2 separate regions of the Homo sapiens genome follow, and region 1 is linked to region 2. A link is a contact called in ENCODE POLR2A ChIA-PET data. All regions are on one chromosome and are shown on one strand. Each heading gives the region's core, a stretch centred on a gene start or an enhancer-like site at or near the end of the contact. The rest is flanking DNA. Distances are from core to core; before and after follow the strand shown.

What was found. ChIA-PET counts read pairs that join two places held with the same protein, here RNA polymerase II (POLR2A).
Region 1: POLR2A ChIA-PET joins it to region 2 with 13 read pairs in SK-N-SH. The contact joins two enhancer-like sites. POLR2A ChIA-PET finds 5 or more read pairs at or near these places in 2 of 52 experiments (MCF 10A and SK-N-SH).

Annotation. Positions count from the first base shown.
Region 1 is chr1:55,638,725-55,644,574 of GRCh38, forward strand. No RefSeq gene overlaps it. Among named protein-coding and RNA genes, the nearest start is that of LINC01753, 300 kb to the right of the region's middle. RefSeq lists enhancers at 2,365-2,534, 2,555-2,624. Within about 2 kb of position 2,632, at least 20 of the 41 ENCODE cell types and tissues checked have a DNase peak (open chromatin) inside an H3K27ac peak, as active enhancers do.
Region 2 is chr1:55,601,767-55,608,043 of GRCh38, forward strand. No RefSeq gene overlaps it. Among named protein-coding and RNA genes, the nearest start is that of LINC01753, 340 kb to the right of the region's middle. Within about 2 kb of position 3,190, at least 2 of the 41 ENCODE cell types and tissues checked have a DNase peak (open chromatin) inside an H3K27ac peak, as active enhancers do.

The sequences.
Region 1 (5,850 bases), core at 1,382-3,881, 36 kb after region 2:
TAAAGCAGCCATGTTCTTTTATCAGCATAAAAGCTGTTTTTTTTTTTTTTTTTAATCTATATCTGCCTGGGTCCTATGTCTATCTTAGTTGGCTTTGAATATATAAGAAGAAAGGCACATGATTTGTTGATCCCCTAGAGCCCTAATGCATTGGATTTATAATAAAGAAATGCTTAATTTGGATGCAGCGTGCTCAAGCAATGGAAGGCAGAGATGTTCTAGATAATTCTCCAACTTAGACACTTCCTGCCATACTCTGCATTTTTCCAGAGGTTCTGGCTCTACTCAATGACAGTGGGGATTTTTGAGAGACTTTCTGTCTATAAGCCACCTGCAGATTTATTTTTAAGTATTTTCCTTGTTAAATATTTTTGATACCTTTGTATTAAGAATGCTGATAAGAGTTGGATGACACACTGACTGTTTTGTAAGACAGGTATGTGTATGTGTGCTGGGGGAAAGGAAGGAGTTAGAAGGGAGGAAGTATCCATTATCTATTGCCATTGTACAAACAACCACAAAACTTTAATGCATACAGCAATAAACTCTTATCTGTCAGGAGTTATCTGGGATCAGTTTGGCAGCTCTGCTGATCTTGTCTGGGCCTGGTCACACATCAGGGGTTGTCTGTTGGCTGGTCTAGCATGGCCTCAGCTGGGGTCACTGGGTTTCCTGTGCCTTGCTCTGTGTCTCTCTCATTCCTTAAAAAACTAGCCCGAACATGGTCTTATGAAAATGGCAGAGGTACAAGTGAGCCAGAGGGAACATGTAGGGCCTCTTGTGGCTCAGGCTCAAACTGGAACACCATTACTTCCACTTCGTCATATTGGCTAAAGTGAGTCACATGGGATGGGGGAATGTACTCTGCCTTCATGTTTTTATGCCTTCATAAAACCCTGAAGTCCAAAATAACTGAGAGGAGTCAAGAAGGAGGGACCTATTAGTGCCATCAAGCTACCATAGCAGGGAAGTGAAGAAATGCTGGTAAAAATGACATGCCTCCATGAGCGAGCTAGGCAACTCACCTGCAGGCTGACGTGGATGGAAAGGTGTTTAGAAACTCTTGCCAGGGCTTCTATCAGCCAGGAGGCATACTTCGGCTCTGCCAGTTGTGTTTAGCTGGTGTCTGTTCTGATTCGCCAATGTCTGTGCTGTTCTGGCTGTTAAACCTTTGAATGTCACCCCTGCCAACATCCATCCACCAACCTAACCTTACAAGTCTTTAATTCTCAAAGATTTCTAATACTCATGTTCTCCTGTCTATAGATTCAGGGCCAGCTCTTTTCTAGCATGGTTCCCTGCAGTTGCCTTCTAATACTTCTCCCTTTCTACGGCCATAGTTGTATTTCTAAAATGCTCCTTCTGCTTAAAATTCTCCCTGGATGTCTTGTCCTTTAGTTGTCTATTACCCACCCTCACCTTCAGCCTCATCTCCAGCCTCATCTTCAGTGACTGAGGTCATCACAGCAAACCACTGGGCCTTTTGTGCTCAGAAACTCTGCTCAACCTTCCTTTTCCATCTCACTCCTGCACATCCTTCAAGATGTGGCTTAGGCATTCCTTCCTCCAGGAAGTCTACCCTCCCTTTTCCCCAGCCAAGTGGAGCGAAGCTTGCCCCTCTGTGTGATTCTGGCTACTCATGCTTCCCTTTCTCATGGCACCTGCTATACTGCAGAATGGTTGCCTCTGAATTTGTGTCTCCTGCTGGAGACTGGAGCTTCTCCAGAACAGGGTACTCAGTCTTACTTGGATCCATATCCACAGCACCTTTGACAGAGCCTGGCATACTACAGGTACTCTCTAAATGTTTTTGTTTTAATGAAAATAAGTATTCACACAATTCACAGTCTATTTACTGTAAAGTACAAAATAGTCCTTCATTCTTCCTCTCTCCCCAACCCTAATTTTCTCTGTCTCTGATGCTTCACAAACATACACATACTCAAAGGGTTCGTATAGGTTGTTAAGTAAAGTAATTGAAAGCTTCTGCTTTGATTTTTTTTTTTTAATTTCAGGAAGCTACTTGAACAGAGAGTAATTATTACTGTTAATAGCAATAATTTCCCTATAATCTGGTTACATGTCCTATTTCATTTTAATGATCAGAGCAGCTGTCTTTAAACAAGTCTGGACAGGGATCTGGAAGCAGAGCTTCCTGAGACATATTCTCTTTGGTCCAATTATTCCACTTCTGGAGAATGTCTGAGAAGGCAGCTGAGGTTGGGGGCAGGATGGGGCAGTTTATGTCCCTCTGAATCTTCTAGCACACAGGACTTTCCGGAGCTTTTCAACAGCAACTCCACTGTGCCACAGGAGGAGAGGCAGATAGGGTTTCTGATCTCATCATCTCCCTTTCTCTTAAACCCTCCAGCGAGAGCTCTCTGGGGGCAGAGCCACAGCTCCAAGCCAGCAGGTTTCCTTTCCTCTTAATTGGGAGATGATAACATGGAAAACCAACAACCATATCAATGCCTTACAGCTTCTCAGGTCTTTTTTCTCCCCTAAAACTTGCTTTACAGGAGGAAACGGGGCCGCTTCAGATGGTTTCACTTTAAAACAAAACACAAGACTCTATGCTCTGAGCATTTGCTCAGCATTTATTAAATGTCTGTATTGTAGCTACCGGCTTGCTGGTGCCACAGCATCTGCGCATGCTCCCTGTGACTTCCTGGTCTGCAATGTGTTGCTGTTCCTAGCACCAGCTCTCCAGCCAGACCTGGATTACAGTCCCTTTTCAGCCACTCACTCGGCTCCATGACCTCCGAAAGAAAGGCCCTGTATGCTTTTTCATCTCTGAGTTTTAGTTCCTTATTTGTAAAATGTAGATAAAAATATCTACTTTGCATGGTTGACCTAAGGATTAGGCAAGACAATTTAGGGCATACACGTAGTAAATGACTGCTTCTGAGCCCTATTTTACTGGTGTTCTTGGTGGGAGAGTCTTACAGAGCTGGTTAAATGCACCTGGGCTGAAAATGCAAATTTCAGAAATCCGACAGGGGCAGGAATAATGTCCATTTATGAACAATGGGATTTCAACTAAACTCCATCTTTCCCAAATCACAAAGGCACAAAGATGACCTGTTGGTCAATGGTTAAATTCATTTTGGGGAGAAAGATACCTTTGGCATTTTCCCTCTAGCGACTTGCACCTAGCTGACAGCTGTTTTCAATATGTTGATGATTTAGGAAAACAGTCAAAAATAATACTTTGGAAATTTTAGTCCCACAGCTATGAAAAGAGCTGCAGGAAGAGAGAGGTTGTCTTTAATTAAGTCATTCCATCCAATCCATGGTGTGTTTTATTTTATGTTTAAATGAAATAAACCTTAAGAAAAATTATTGTTCTACACACACATTTTTATACACACTTCCTGGCTTGCAAAGGGCTGTTTCCATAATTGAAGTAAATGTAAAATGTATAAAACACATGGAAACATAGGTTGGCACTACTCACGGTGAGTTCTTTTCAAGACAAAATGTATTTCCAGGAAATATCACAAAATTTCCAAGCCACATGAGGTGGTTTGGATAGAATAGAGGGACCATCTTCTTTCCCTTATGCAATATTGTTAATGTTCTAGACTACAAATAGAAAAAAATCCTTATTCATTCTCTTCTCTCTAGTTTTTTTTTTTTTTTTTTTTTTTTTTTTTTGGTCTCATTATTGTGAGACTATGAGGAATAAAAGAAGAAAAGCAGCTCTGGAATCATAATGGAAAGCAATGCCTGTTGATAGGGGTTTAAGAAAGATAATCATTTCCACCCTCCCTACAGGTTCTGAATCAACTGAGAAATAGTCACAAGAGACAGATGGAGGTAAGTGTTCTGGCTTCAGTGATGGTAGCATTGCATTAGATGGCAGGACTTGGACCTGAGCCCCAGTAGGCTTCCTATTAATTTTCCCAAATCCAGGACTTTGGATGACATATTGAAGAGAGAGTATGAATCTGTGGAATGGGGAAATGCTTATGCATTCTGCTGCAAGAAGAATTGTTGCCCCTCAATTATCTAGTTCCAGTGGTAAGGACCACAGGTCAAGGCTGTGAACTCCACCTCATGCAGAAATGTGGACCCATGAAAGTCGGATTTGATTACTTCTCCAATAGGAAGAATTGAAGTACAGTGTGGGGAAGATGGGTTAGAAGTTGACTCTAAGGCAGGCAGTCTCCTTAGGAAATACACAGAGAGAAAAAGGGAGACGTAACATTGGTTACTTTTTAATTTCCTTTGAGCATTCTTTCCCCATATTATAGATGAGGTGTTTGTGTTTTTCTGACACCAATTCTACAACATCAATAGGGTGTTCTACAATTCAATCATATTCTGACGCTAACTACCTGAAGTTAGCATCAGACTCCACAAGCTTAAAAGCTCAGTCTCACAAGCCTGCCCTTACTTCAGAAGCCAGTCACAAGTCCAGGGCCCCCCAGGCTACCTGCACCTCGGTTCAACTTGGCTGCAAATTTAGGGATTCCCACACCCCACACCCCGCACCCTCAGGTCTGATAATTCACTTGAACAACTCATAGAACTTAGGAACGTGCTATACTTAACAATTACCATTTTATTATAAAGGATACAATTCAAGAACAGCCAATTAGAAGAGAGGTATAGGGCAAAGTAAGGGGTGGCACAGAGCTTCCATAACCTCTCCGGGCATACCATGCTCCCAGCATGTGTGTATGCTCCCCAACCCAGAATTGCCCCAAACCCAGCTGTTGCAGAGCTTTTACTGAATCTTCATTGTGTTGGCATGATTGATTAAATAATGAGCCCTTGGTGATTGAACTCAATCTCCAGGCTTCTCCCTTCTCGAGAGGTCAGAGGCTGGGGCTGAAGTTCCAACTCTCTAATTACACGTGTTTCCAGCCCCTCCCTGGAAACTATCTAAAAGCCCACCTTGAGTCACTTTTTTGGCATTAAGTCAGATATGTGATGAATATCAAAAGACACTTCTATCACTTAAGTAATTTAAAGGGCTTTGAAAGCTCTGTGCCAGAAACTGGGGGTAGAGATTTTTATTATACCATGGTACCCAATCGAAGTACCTAGGTATCTCTGTAGAGTCTTTTGAAGATTAACTGTGTTAAAGTATATAATTACCATTTATGAACATTAAGTACCTTTTCCTAACTCACTGGTCATAAGACCTGTTCAGGGGTTCCCTAACTTTTCATAAAAAAAAACCTCGCTTATCATAATCCAAAAATGGAGTTTATGCTTTGAAAGATTTTGCTTCTCAACCTGATAAATTAAAAATGGAAAAACCTCAAATTTGATAGATTTCCAATTAAAATTGAAGAAAAGTCTTACCTGTGCCTTCACCTCTGGGAAATGAAAGTCTTTGTATTATGTATCAAAAATTGCTCAGAGCAGAACAAAGCACATGGATATGTTAGTATTAAAAGTTTCTATGTATGAAATTAGGGGCAATTTGGAAATACAGAAAATACATATTTTTATAACTAACGAATGCATGCCCATTTGGAAAACTTGGAAATCAGGGAAATAACTTATAATTATGCAAAAATAAATGAACTAAAATGGTTAATATCTTGATAGAGCTCTCAGGACCTGGTTAAGATCATCTTTAAGGTTCTTTCTAACATTTATTATTCACTTATTTAACAAATATTTAATGAGTACTTCTTCTGAGTCAGACATTGTTCCAGGCAATAGAGATAGGGAAGCAAAAGACACTTGAAGTTCCTGCCTTCATGGAAATTATGTTTTGTGGCTCAAAATGATGATTTTATATTAATAATAATTATGAAAAGCATGCATATATTATATATTATGATATGTGCAGTAACTGCCATATATACTGGGACTGTATAAATGTTTTAC
Region 2 (6,277 bases), core at 1,940-4,439:
CCCTCTTTATTTTTTTTCTTCTTAGGTTTATTTATTCACTTTTTATTAAAGTATAACATGGCTACAAAAAAATACACCTAAGTGGCAATTGGATGAAATTTTACAAAACATACACACCCATATAGCCAACACCCAGATCAAGAAACAGTACGTTCCTGCATCTTAGAAGTTCTCCATGCCCCTTTCCAAGTTATTGTCTCTGTAGCCCACAAGTTTAACCTTTATCTTGATTTCTAACAGCACATAATAATTTTGCCTGTTTCTGTTCTTCAAATGTAGTTAGCGTTTTATATCTGCACGTTCTGCATCCACAGATTCAGGCAACCACAGATTGAAAATATTAAAAAAAAGACACAATGATAAAAATAATATAAATTAAAAAATACAGTATGACAACTATTTATATAGCATTTACATTGTGTTAGGTATTATAAGTAATCTAGAGATGATTTAAGTATACAGGAGGATGCGTGTAGGTTATATGCAAACACTATGCCATTTAATATAAGGGACTTAGACATCTGTGGATTTTGGTGTCTTTGGGGGGTCCTAGAACCAATCCCTTGCAGCTACTGAGGGACGACTGTAAATGGAATTATCTAATATATGTATGTGTCTTTTGTGTTTGATGAGCTCCCTTTTAAAATATAACTTAGGATTTATGCTTCTTGTATGCCGTGATAAGAACACATTAAAAAGATAATAAAAAATCTTAAAGGGTATGTAGATGAAAAAAGTAGGAAAGGAGGTAATATTAAATTTTAATGATCTTATTTTTAACTGAACCATGAGAAGTGAAAAAAAGAGTTAAAAACTGAGTAAAGATAAAAGGCTAAGAGTTGAAATACAATAATGAAATAGGCTGGAAGAGAGTAAAAATAAGATACAAGACTAGAAATTGAAGGGCACCAGAATATGCCACCTTGAACTGTTTGACATATGGACCGTTTTGACCTTAAGGGAATTGAGAATCAGAAGCAACAGGAAGAGTTCTTTACCGCCTCTTAACTGCCTAAATATAGAGTATAAATTTCCCCTTTTTGCAAAGGAAAGGTACATTTATAAAGGAAATTTACATTTGTAAATGTGTCTCCTCCCAGGAAGAAAGCTACTCCTTGGGACAGCTCTTATAACTTCAGAGCCTCTTACTTGGATCACTAAACAGCTCTTGTGTGTCACACAATCCCCCCTCATCTTCCCACAACTTACCTCTTGTTTCCAGAAGCCCAAACCCCACTTTTCTGCTCCCAGAAGCCCAAACCTGCTTTTTCCTTGTTTACCTTAAGATGGTATACAAGTCTTAATCATCTGGTCACTTCCTTAAGTTTTCATTTCTTTGTGAACTCTGCTGCATGTGTATATAATTAAACTTATTTTTTCCCCCTGTTTCTTATTAATTTGATTCCAGGGTCCAGCCAGTAAAGCAGGAGGATAGAGAAAAGAAGTTTTCCCACCATACAAAATCAATGAATACAAATATGAAAATAAAAGACATAAAGGATAATGACTATAGATCATAACAGATGAGGTGAGGAAGTTAACATGTAAGAAGATTTTTTTAAAGTATGAATAAGAATTTAAAAGCTAAAAATGTAAGGGTAAAAAGTTAAATAAAATGTACATAGACATAGTTAAAGGATCATATTGAATTTTTTTGAAAAAATAATAAAAAATTAAAAAATATGAGAGAGTGGGGAGAAAGAGATTAAAAACAAAGTATGTGAGCTTTAACACAATCCTTAAAGGGGCAGGTCACCTCTGGCCACCCACTTAAGCAGCAGAGACTCTGGTGGGCAGTCAAAATGGTGGCCTTCACTCTCCCACCTTCTACCTCCCCAGAGGCATCACTTCTGTCAAACAGTTGGCAGGGACAACAACTTTGGGTGATGGTTCAAGCTATGGTCACCATAGTGTTAGCATTTCTCGCAGTTATATGGATCAACTCAATGAGTTGGCTGACAAATCAACACTTAAAGCCCTCAGCACCTTGGTGGTACGTGGTGGGTATCTGCTAAGTGTTCTAAAGGATTAGGTGCTAGGTGGAAAGGAGCAAAAGGAGACATAGCACAGTGTCCACGTCCAACCCCACTTCCCAGGAAATTGCTGAGGCCTCAGATAATTGTTTTATGATGGTGATTATAATGGAAATCACAAATATATATTTGTCCCTAAAGTATGTCTGGCACTGCACTAGGCATTTTTCCACAGATGGCCTCATTTTTAGAGTTCTCAACAACCTTGCAAATGCTGCATTTCATAGATTCTAAGACTCTTGTTTCCACATGTTAACATCTTTAAGATCAGGCTGAATCTTACAGTCTATGTGATGAGAGCCTTATATTGTGATTTAATTGTCAAGGTTATTTTTTGTTTCTCTTTTGCTAACTGTACATAAAACAATGGTGAATCTTACAGTGTGTGGTGTGTTAGATTTGATGAAATACAGTAGATGTGACTTTCCATGCTCTCCAGATGAGAAAACAGATACTCTGAGAGGCCAAACAAGCTGTCTGACATCATATGCTGGTAAATGCCTGGTGTGACATACATACTCCAAAACTTGTTCTTTTTCTCTCCTGGAAGCCCAAGTGCTAGAAAGTACCTGATCTGCACTGGGGAGGTTGAACCCCAGAATGTGAGAGCTGAAAAGCTCCCAGGAGTCAAGCTTGTGCTTGGCACCAGGACAGATGTGGCCCTGGACTCAAGCTGTGGCTTTCCTCTCCTCCCAGTTCACTGTACCACACTGTCTCTGTCCCAAGACCTTGCTTCTGCTTTTTCTCTTTCCTCTGTTCCTTCTCCTGCCTTTTTTTTTTTTTTGACACCCTTTGGTATTTTGGATGTTTCTTGTTATTTTTTGCTTTTATCTTACCAGCTGCTGGTTTCACCAAAGAGACAAAGAGACACCAGCAAGATGGAAATATCAGGCTCCCATTATTCTTTTTATTTTGCTCCTTTCCAGTTGTGTGACAGCTGGTTGGCTACCTCTGGAAATGTATTATGGCCTCTGAGATTTGGTGAATCGGAGAAGTATGAGCAGACACACACATCTATTGCCTTCAGGCCAGGAGAAATAATATTATCTCCCTTGTGGGAACAGTTTATTCTCAGAGTGCTTTGATTTAAGCTTACAAGGAGAAATGCCCAGTTATGGAGCAATTTCCCGGAATATTCTGTTTTAGCTGCCTGGCAGTCCTTTGTGCTAAATGATAATGGCCCACATCTGGAGAAGCCTGGTGGGGGTCTCCCTGGATGACTTGGCTTTCTGGTTTCAATCAAAGTGTCTTATCATTCTCTCACAGGTGCTTGGAAATGTAATGAACTTGTGGAGAGCACAATGAATATGCAGCGCTGAAAGGGATATTTTGATCCAAGCCCTTTATTCTGTAGATAAGGAAAGGGAGCCCTAGAGAGGTGAAGTGGCTTGCCAAAGTCACCCAGCAGATTATGGCCAGGATTATAATCTAGGTCACCGACTTAAAGTTATCCAAGGGTTTTCCTCGAAAAGAGCTATAGAGAACATACAGTAATGTTTGGTGTGACTCTTTCTCATGAGTCCTCCTTGAGCTTGAGCAAGCCACTTGTTTGCACTATGTCAGCTTTCTAACTCGTCTCCTTGCTTCCAGCTCTCCCCACACTAATAAACATCTTTATTAGTGTGAGATTCATCTTCTTGGTTGAGCTTCTAATCACTGCTTCTCCCTCTTCAAAATACTTGGAGGCTCCCAAAGAATAAAGCCCAACTTTCTTGGCATTGAAGCTGCACTTGGTCTGCACCACTTCACAACACTTCCTTAGTGTCCTCACTCAGCCTAAACTGCTTCCATTTTCTTTTCAAGCCTTGAAGCCTTTGTTCATGCTGTTCCATCTACTGAAACATACTTCTCCATAGTTCCATCACTCCCTTAGGCCCTGGCTTTTTGTCAGGGAGGTCCACTGGGGCAGATCCTGGGAGGAGGGGACATGATGGACTCTGCCAATTTGCTATTGGCAGACTTCTTCTCTGCCCCTTGAGTTATGCAGGCAAGTAGTCACCATGAGGGAGTCCACTGCAGGGCATTCAAGGGAAAGACAGAAAGTTTGGGGACAGTCTGGCAGCAGATGGTAGGTAGGCAGTGGGCATGAAGACAAGCCATTTGACAGCAGGTTTCAGAACTCCAGCTTCTGGGATTGTGCACTGTGGTGCCAGGTTTTGAGGAAACAGAAGCAAATCACACAAATATGGCCTTATCTGCAAGAAGCTTGCAGTTTAGTGGGTAGGACAAATGTTAGAATAGATGATTTCATCAAATACTCAAAATCTTATAATTTTCATTTTACAAATAAGAAAACTGAGTCTCAGAAAGGTTGAAAAATTTCTCAAGGCTGCCTAGCTCATTAGTTTTGGAGACAATTCCAAAGCCTATGCTCCCTTTAGTCATAATTTCATTTCTGGGGAAACAAGGGGTCAGGGTTGAGTGACCTGATGGTCAGATTGAGTGAGGTGATGATTTGGGCCTGGAATAAATACTGTTATTGTTCATAATAGGGACTATTCATTATGGGAGAACAAGCTTTACATATGCTAATTTTAAATTTCACAATAACTCTGCAGTAAGAATTAGCCTTTCCATTTTACAGATGCAGAAGGCAAAGATTAGCAAAGACAAATAATTTATCTAAAATCACCTACCTACAGTGGAGAAAGGTGTTCGACTTAGATCTATCTGACCATCAAATCTATGTTCTTTCCAGTGGACTAGCCTGCCTCTCCACCACGAGTTACCTAAAAACTATTGAGAGGCTCTTTTTTTTTCCTTCTTCAAGGGAAGGAGGGAGAAGGAGAGAAAGTGCATGTTGACACAAAAAACAAAGAGACTAAAAATAGTTTAAATGTAAAAATGTCATGTTCACCTAACTCAGATTTAGAAAGCCCACCACAAATCTTGGTGGGAAATTCTGCCTCCCATAATGAGAACTGTCACTTTAAGGCCTGTAATTTTACTGGATTTGCACAAGGGGAGCTTTGAACCACAATCTTCATTTATTTATTGTCTTCATTTATTATTCAAGTTTTCTCTTTCCTGTCTGGGCATCCACATTGGTGGAAAATTCTTAGAGTCATGCTTAAGATTAATCAAATGAACGGAGATGCTCTTTACACCTTGCTTCTAGAGGCCAGTGTGGAGAGCATCAAAGAGACCCAACATGTTCCAGGTCTGTTCCTTATTGTTGACCATACTCAGGGCACTACCTTGACATTGGCACTGCACACTCATGACAGGGTGGAGTATCTTGTTCAACTGGAGCCATCTCATGCATTTATCTTGGCTTTTCCTTGACAAAACTTGATTAGATTCTGTTCTGTGGCTATTTCAACTTTGAATGGAGATGTAATCTCTTGGATTTTTTTTTAACCTAATAATTCAAGTCTCCTCCCCAACGCCCCCACCCAGAAAACCATCTTTCCATAAGGCTGAGAACAATTAAGAATTTTTATTTTTTTGTGCTTGGTCTAATGAGAATCTTCTATGGATGTATTAGTCCATTCTCATGCTGCTATAAGGACGTACCTGAGACTGGGTAATTTATAAAGGAGGAAAGTTTAATTGACTCACAGTTCTGCAGGGCTTGAGAGGCCTCAGGAAACTTACAATCATGGCAGAAGGGGAAGCAAACACATTCTTCTTCACATGGTGGCAGGAAGGAGAAGAATGAGAGTTAGCAAAGGAGGAAGCCCTTCATAATCCCACCAGATCTTGTGAAAACTTACTCACTATCACAAGACTAACGTGGGGGAAACTGCCCTCATGATTCAATTACCTCCCATCAGTTGCCTTGCATCATGCATGAGGATTATGGGAACTGCAATTCAAGATAAGATTTGGGTGGGGACATAGCCAAACCATATCCTTTCACCCCAGCCTGCCCTAAACCTCATGTCCTCACATTTCAAAACACAATCATGCCCTTCCAACAGTTCGTCAAGGTCTTAGCTCATTCTAGCATTAACCCAAAAGCCCAAGTCCGAAGTCTCATCTGAGACAAGGCAAGTCCCTTTGGCCTATGAGCCTGTACAATCAAAAGCAAGTTAGTTACTTCCTAGATACAATGGAGGTACAGGCATTTGGTAAATGCACCTGTTCCAAATGGGAGAAATTGGCCAAATGAAGGGGCTACATGCTCCATGCAAGTCCAAAATCCAGTGAGGCAGTCAAATCTTAAAGCTCTGAAGTGACCTCCTTTGACTCCATGTCTCACATCCAGGTCACACTGATGCAAGAACTGGGCTCCTATGGCC